3 separate regions of the Homo sapiens genome follow, and all the other regions are linked to region 2. Evidence: read pairs that join two places in POLR2A ChIA-PET (ENCODE). Cell type or tissue: HepG2. All regions are shown on one strand.

Region 1 (2,500 bases), 68 kb after region 2:
GTCTCTACTAAAAATACAAAATTAGCTGGGCGTGGTGGCATGTGCATGTGGTCCCAGCTATTTGGGAGGCTGAGGCAGAAGAATCGCTTGAACCCGGGAGGTGGAGGTTGCAGTGAGCCGAGATCGTAACATTGCACTCCAGCCTGGGCAATAAGAGAGAAACTCCGTCTCAAAAAATAAATAAATAAATAAATAAATAAATAAAAAGAGAAATGTCTTATGTATGTTTCCAAGGTTTTTTTTTTTTTTTTAACCATTCCATGTAGTAAGTGGGGAGAAGACAGGGTTTAAAAAGATACCCAAGTAGCACTCACCCCCTTATTGGCAGCAATGCAGCATTCAGCCAGCCGTAGCCAGAGGCGAGGATTTGCATGATAAACCTGAACAGCTTCAATCAGACATTCGAAGGCAGCAAGAGGCCTTCCAATGTGAAGAAGCTGAATTCCACAGTTATACAGCAACTCATATCTCTTATTGGTTAGTAACGTACACATGGGTCTTCCTGAAAATTTTTTACCTAGTGATAAAAATTAGATAAGAATACATCATTAGATTTACAGTAATAGTAACCTTGAAAACATTTACTCCATTAAGTACTTAGACACTACCATGTTTAACACCAATAATCCTGATCTGAGTTTTAATAGCTCTCGCCAATGGTGGTCTCCATTCTCAACCCCACAAATATTCTCCAGAGTCATCTTAGTTGTCTATGCTAGCAGAGCCAGAGATGTCTCTTCTCATTTGCCAGCTCCTCAGGCAACAACGTTCCAGGAAGGCAAAGATAAGTGATGGGACCCGCTCTCACTCCTTTGCACCTTATACTACTTTTCTACATTTTTACTTTATTCTCTTTTATTTTTTATTTTTATTTTTGTAGAGATGGGGGGGTCTCACTATGTTGCCCAGGCTGGTCTTGAACTCCTGGACTCAAGTGATCCACCTTGGCCTCCCCTAAATGTTGGGATTACAGGCATGAGCCATCTTTCCTAGCCAACATTTTTAGAGTCTATATAAAGTTTCCACTTTTTAAAATTTTCAGCTGGGCACAGTGGCTCACGCCTGTAATCCCAGCACTTTGGGAGGCCAAGGCGGGCAGATCACGAAGTCAGGAGTTCAAAACCAGACTGGCCAAAATAGTGAAACCCCATCTCTACTAAAAATACAAAAATTAGCCGGGCATGGTGGCATGTGCCTGTAGTCCCAGCTACTCGGGAGGCTGAGGCAGGAAAATTGCTTGAACCTGGGACGTGGAGGATGCAGTGAGCCAAGATCACGCCACTGCACTCCAGCTTGGGCAACAGGGTGAGACTTCGTCTCAGGAAAAAAAAAAAAAAAAAAAAAAAAATTCATCTTGGTTAACCATTTTATTGTCATGTGTTCATGACAATAAAACCTATTCAATGTTTCGGTCTACCTTGATTTATAATACATTTGCCATCAATTAAATAGGTTATTATTATTATTATTATTATTATTATTATTATTATGGACAGAGTCTCGCTCTGTCACCCAGGCTGGAGTGCAGTGGCATGATCTCGGCTCACGGCAAGCTCCGCCTCCTGGGTACACGCCATTATCCTGCTTCTGTCTCCCAAGTAGCTGGGGCTACAGGCGCCTGCCACCATGCTCGGCTAATTTTTTTTGTATTTTTAGTAGAGACAGGGTTTCACTGTGCTAGCCAGGATGGTCTCGATCTCCTGACCTCGTGATCTGCCCACCTCGGCCTCCCTAAGTGCTGGGATTACAGGCGTGAGCCACCGCCCCTGGCCTAAATAGGTTATTATTTTTAAAAGCTAAATAATTGTTTGATTTTAGGCATTTCAGATCAAGGATCCATATGATAATGAATATTAAAGGATAAATGTCAGGAATTTGCTTAAAGACCGTCAGATGCTGCCAGTAGTATCACATGTAAAACTCTGCAAAGAATCTATAACAAGCCGGGCACAGTGGCTTATGCTTGTAATTCCAGCACCTTGGAAGACTGAGGTGGGAGGATCACTTAAGCCAGGAGTTCCAGACCAGCCTGGGCAACATGGTGAAACCCTATCTTTACAAAAAACACAAAAATTAGCCAGGTACAGTGGCATGTGTCTGTAGTTCCAGCTACTCAGGAGGCTGAAGTGGGAGGGTCACTTGAGCCCAGGAGGCAGAAGTTGAAATGAGCTGAAATCACACCATTGCACTCCAGCCTGGGTGATAGAGCTAGACTCTGTCTCAAAACAAAACAAAACAAAACAAAACAAAACAAAACTATAATAAACCTAGTTTGGCACAGTCATGTTGTGACTAATCAAACATTCTGGTATATAACATTACCACAGGGAATTACTCATTTTCAAATCAATGAAAAATGGAATGCAACTTAAATTTCTGGATAATTCAAAATTACTCTTAACACCTTGTTATTGCTCTTCAAAGTAGCAATATCTACTAAAAATCCCCAGAGCCAAACTTGTTGGGTAAGATCAGAGTTAACTATATGTAAGTCTACATG
Region 2 (2,500 bases):
CAAGGGAGACACATTTTATCTGTGGACCCAAAACTCCGGCGCCGGTCACGGACTCGGGAAGACAGTTTTCCCTTGGTGTTTAATCACTGCGGGGACCCCTGCCTGATTATTCACCCACACTGTATTGGTGTCTGATTACCACGGGGACGCCTGCCTTGGTCATTCACCCACATTCTCTTGGTGGCAAGTCAATGGTGGGGATGCCTGTGTTGGCTGCTCACCCACATTGCAGCCCAGGGCTGCTCACTAACCCCCCTTCTCTGTGTCTCTACCCTCTCTTTTCTGTGGACTTGCCTCCTTCACTATGGGCAACCTTCCACCCTCCATTCCTCCTTCTTCTCCCTTAGCCTGTGTTCTCAAAAACTTAAAACCTCTTCAACTCTCACCTGACCTAAAACCTAAGCGTCTTATTTTCTTCTGCAACACTGCTTGGCCCCAGTACAAACTCGATAATGGTTCTAAATAGCAAGAAAATGGCACTTTTGATTTCTCCATTTTACAAGCCACTGCACTCCAGCCTGGCAACAGAGCGAGGCGCCATCTCAAAACAACAACAAAAACCAAAAACCAAAAAACAAAATAAAGTGGAGCCCTTAGGATTTGTTGATGGGTTGGATGAAAGACAGAAGTCAAAAGGTGAGAGTGGGGTTGACTCCAGAGTTTTTACCTGAGCACCTGGATGTATGATGGTACCATTTCCTGAGCCAAAGAACACTGGGGGATTGAATAAGTCAGTGCTGATACATGGACAGAAAAGACTGCCCAATTTATGTGCGGGACTGAAAACAGCTCCCATATGGACTGCTTCTGGGTCTGGGTGCCCTCAGATCCATTCCCAGCCCTTCCCCTGCTCTGTCCTAGATCACAGCGAGGCTGATCCTCAGTTATACTCCCTCAGTTCCTATGTCAGTTGGCTTTGGCTGGGTTTAGCCAATAGGAGGTTGGCAGTTGACAAGAGGATGAGAAGGGAAAAGCCAGGGTATTCTCTCCTCCCTCTGCCTTGGTAGCAACTCCCGCCTTCATTAGTGGCTGCATCTCTTCCATGGCTCCAGTTCCAGGCCTGTTGTGGCTTCGGCTTCCAGCAGGTGACCTCAACCCTTGGGTTCAGGTAACATCACTTCCTCCCTTGACCCTCCAGCCTAGGAGTGGCAGCGGCTTCCTGCTCTAGCTGACCTCTTAATTCCCTCACCTGTCCAACAAAATCCCCCCACTAAATTTCTCTGTTACAAATATGTATAGTCATTTCTGTTTTCCTGGGTTGACCCTGACCATGGGACTATAGGCTGAGGCCTCATGTGAAAGCCTGCAGGCTCAGGTGAGAAGCAAACACCTTGCACAACCCCACCTTGTGCAGACTCCCAGGCTCCAGAGTGTTTACCGTCCCCTTAGCCTTGGGATTTGCTCATTCCTGACCTGTGTGCTCATTCCCTCTGTTTGTCTATAATACGTGGTTTTCACGAATCCTTGGCAGTCTCCTTCTTCAAATCCTAGCTCAGAAACTCTAGCCTCCTCTAAGCCTTTCAGCCATGACTCGCCTGTCCAGCCTCCTGCCTGATGCTTTTCAGCACCCACTTTGCTTAATGTGCCTTTGTGACTTGGCTGTTGCATACTGTCTCCTATCTCTGTGCTTTGCAGACTGTCTCCTCTACCAAGGCTCACAACTCCCTTCTCTGACTCCTACTCAGCCTTCAAAACCTGCTTTCAGTGTCACATCTTCTGAGAAGTAAGTTGTTTCCGGCAGGTTCCCTCCCCAGACTGAGGTGCACACTCCCACATTCATGCTACCGTCACAATTCTTGTGGACACTGCAATAATTTTGTGTGTGTTAGTCTCTTGCATAAAACTGCCAGCTCCTTGGAGGCAGGAGCTAAGTCACAAACTCTGGCCTGGGCACCAAAGGTCTTTAGTAACTCTTTGTTGAATGATGGCTCCTGGATACATGGATGACCACAGGTTTTCAATTACTGCAAGTGCCTTAGGTCTTCCGAGTTTGGTTACAAACCTCTTTGGGGTGATTCTTAATTCTTGTGTAGCCTGTTAGCACCTGTCTTGATACATTATGGGGCAAGAGGAAATAAAAAAAGTCACAGATTGTTTCTTTCCTTATCTACCTCCTTTTTGTTTCTTTTTTTCTTTTAAGGTTTCTTTTCATTTATTTATTTGTTTATTATTTATTTATTCATTTATTTTTTTGAGATGGAATCTCACTCTGTCACCCAGGCTGGAGTGCAGTGGCACGATCTCAGCTCACTGCAACCTCCGCCTCCCTGGTTCAAGCGATTCTTCTGCCTCAGCCTCCCGAGTAGCTGGGACTACAGGCACCTGCCACAATGCCCAGCTAATTTTGTGTATTTTTAATAGAGATGGGGTTTCACCGTCTTAGCCAGGATAGTCTCGATCTCCTGACCTTGTGATCTGCCCACCTCGCCCTCCCAATGTGTTGGGATTACAGGCGGCGAGCCACTCCCCCAGCCTGTTTGTTTATTTATTTAATAGAGAT
Region 3 (2,500 bases), 160 kb before region 2:
ACCAGCTGAGAGCTATCAGGGCCAACATTCCTGACGACTAGTAGAGTGAGTGCTTCAGTCCTGAACTGGTGGGTGTGTGGACAGCGCCCCTTAACCCCCTGACAGTCTCAAGCCCAGAGCAGGATGGCAGCTGACTCAGTCCATAACTCAAGGCTGCTGCCTCTTAGGTCTGTACTTTTCTTTGGTCTCACCTTTCCCTACTTTGCTCCACTGCCCCACTCCCATGCACTTTAACTACAAGAAAACCCTACTACTACCCCCTGACCACACAGTGCTCTCTTAACACCACTGTGCCTTTTCAGATGCTATTTCATCAGGCTGGGGAGTCCTTTCTCCCTTCCCTTCATCAAAATCATGCCTCTCCTACAAGGTCTACTTCAAAAGCTAATCATATTATGAGAATTTAAAATTTAATCAATTTCTCCTTCCTCTGGAGTCCCAAAGAATCTTTCTTGTGGCTCTATTATCATACTTGTCTTGCTTGCAGTCTAGTTAATCCTGCGTTTGTGTTTCCTTTATCAGATTGTGAATTCCATGAGTGGCAGAACTTACTTCTTTAACTCTTTATTATTTCCATAAACTAGCATTCTGCTTGGCACAAAATAGGCAACTATTTCAATAGAAATCGTTCCAAATTGTTAGGAGAGTTCCTTGCAAATAATCTCCCTAAAGGTCTAAAGACCCTTTGGCTTCACCCTGTATTATTCCTTCTCATGAGAAGCAGATGAAATTAATTTACTTATTCAATAGAATTTGAGAAACTACTGTGGGACAGATATTGCCTGGACTAGTTCCTATTACTCGTTATTGTTGTTGAGGTAAAATTCACATAATATAAAATGAACCATTTTAAAATGTACAATTAAATAGCATTTAGTATATTCACAATATTGTGCAACCCACCCTTCCAACTCGTTCCAAAACATTTACATCACCCCAAAAGCAAACCCACTTCTATTGTTCCTGAGCAAATTACACCTAGGCTAGGTATGTTGCAACAAGAAAGACATGAGTCTAATGTCTGAAAATTTACAGTTAAACCAATCTTTGTTTAGAAATCATGCTGGCTTGTTGGGTGCAGTGGCTCACACCTATAATCCCAGTACTTTGGGAGGCCGAGGCAGGCGGATCACCTGAAGTCAGGAGTTCGAGACCAGCCTGGCCAACATGGTGAAAGCCTGTCTCTACTAAAAATACAAAAATTAGCCAGGTGTGGTGGTGCATGCCTGTAATCCCAGCTACTCGGGAGGCTGAGGCAGGAAAATCGCTTGAACCTTAAAGGCGGAGGTTGCAGTGAGCCGAGATCACACCATGGCACTCCAGCCAGGGCGACAGAGCAAGACTCCATCTCAATAAATAAATAAATAAATAAATAAATAAATAAATAAATATTTAAAAAAGTAGAAATCATGCTGGCTTTCTTTCTATGGTTCTTTTGCTTAATGGGAAGAAACTTTCTTTTGGGTATTCTAAGAGGGTTTTGTTTGGATGTCACCAGAGGTTCTACATTCCTGTCCTGAGGGAATATTCTCTCCAACTTTGGAATAAGGGGAGCTCTGACTGACTTTGAGGAAATGAAAGACCCATCCTGAGGCAGAGATATGGAAGTAACTTGGATTGCACCTCACCATTGCTTGGTACAGCCTGTGATGGAAATGAAGGGGCAGTAAAGCCCCTTTGACCAGCCATTGTCTTTTGGTGCCCTAAAGTTTCTATCTCACTATGATTAAATGAATAAAATAAACAGCTCTACCAGGAAAAGAGAGGCAGCCGCTGATTGGGCATATCCAAAACTTTCCTTTATCTATGACCCAGGAACATAGGTGCTTTGTATTCATCATCTTTTTTTTTTTTTCAATCCCTCTGAAGCATGTTTTACAGAAGAGAAAACTGAGGCTAAGAGAGAAAAGTAGCATGCTCAAACTAACAAAGGAATGCAGAGCTAGGATTTGGCAGATCATAGCCCACCTCACAGAAGTTGTCTAAGCAAAGACTGCCTAGGAATTGGCCCATCCCTAACTTCTTTTTTTTTTCTTTCTTTTTTTTTTTTTTTTTTTTGAGACAGAGTCTCACTCACTCCGCACCCAGGCTGAAGTGCAGTGGCATGATCTCAGCTCACTGCAACCTCCGCCTCCCAGGTTAAAGCGATTGTCATGCCTCGGCCTCCAAAGTATCTGGGATTGCAGGCACACTGGCTAATTTTCGTACTTTTAGTACAGATGGGGTTTCACTATGTTGGCCAGGCAGGTCTCGAACTCCTGACCTCAAGTGACCGGCCCACCTTGGCCTCCCAAAGTGCTGGGATTGCAGGCATGAGCCACCACGCCCACCCCGTAACTTATTCGCTCTCGTCTCCAAGTCCCCTATGGCAAGACAGCAACACACAACCCGAAGTGGAGATGGCAACAGTGAACGCTTTGATTCCTCCCCTTGGGCGAGTTCACATGTACAGCATGTGGTGAAGCAATGGCACAGCAGCAGCTCTGATTCTCATCCACTG

What was found. Peaks named below come from ENCODE experiments on the same cell type or tissue, not always from the same donor. Only the 100,000 strongest peaks of a DNase experiment are listed, where the experiment ranks them.
Region 1: POLR2A ChIA-PET joins it to region 2 with 7 read pairs; 6 of 35 experiments call an interaction of 5 or more read pairs at or near these places.
Region 3: POLR2A ChIA-PET joins it to region 2 with 5 read pairs; 4 of 35 experiments call an interaction of 5 or more read pairs at or near these places.

Annotation. Positions count from the first base shown.
Region 1 is chr3:32,725,685-32,728,184 of GRCh38, reverse strand. It overlaps CNOT10 (CCR4-NOT transcription complex subunit 10), which reads right to left. Exons shown (of 19, transcript NM_015442.3): 10 at 315-517. Among named protein-coding and RNA genes, the nearest start is that of CNOT10-AS1, 11 kb to the left of the region's middle. In HepG2, no CTCF peak of the experiment used is centred here; no DNase peak of the experiment used is centred here.
Region 2 is chr3:32,793,729-32,796,228 of GRCh38, reverse strand. No RefSeq gene overlaps it. Among named protein-coding and RNA genes, the nearest start is that of TRIM71, 23 kb to the left of the region's middle. In HepG2, no CTCF peak of the experiment used is centred here; a DNase peak (open chromatin) is centred at 1,338; H3K4me3 peaks cover 1,217 bases.
Region 3 is chr3:32,957,169-32,959,668 of GRCh38, reverse strand. No RefSeq gene overlaps it. Among named protein-coding and RNA genes, the nearest start is that of CCR4, 6.8 kb to the right of the region's middle. In HepG2, no CTCF peak of the experiment used is centred here; a DNase peak (open chromatin) is centred at 988.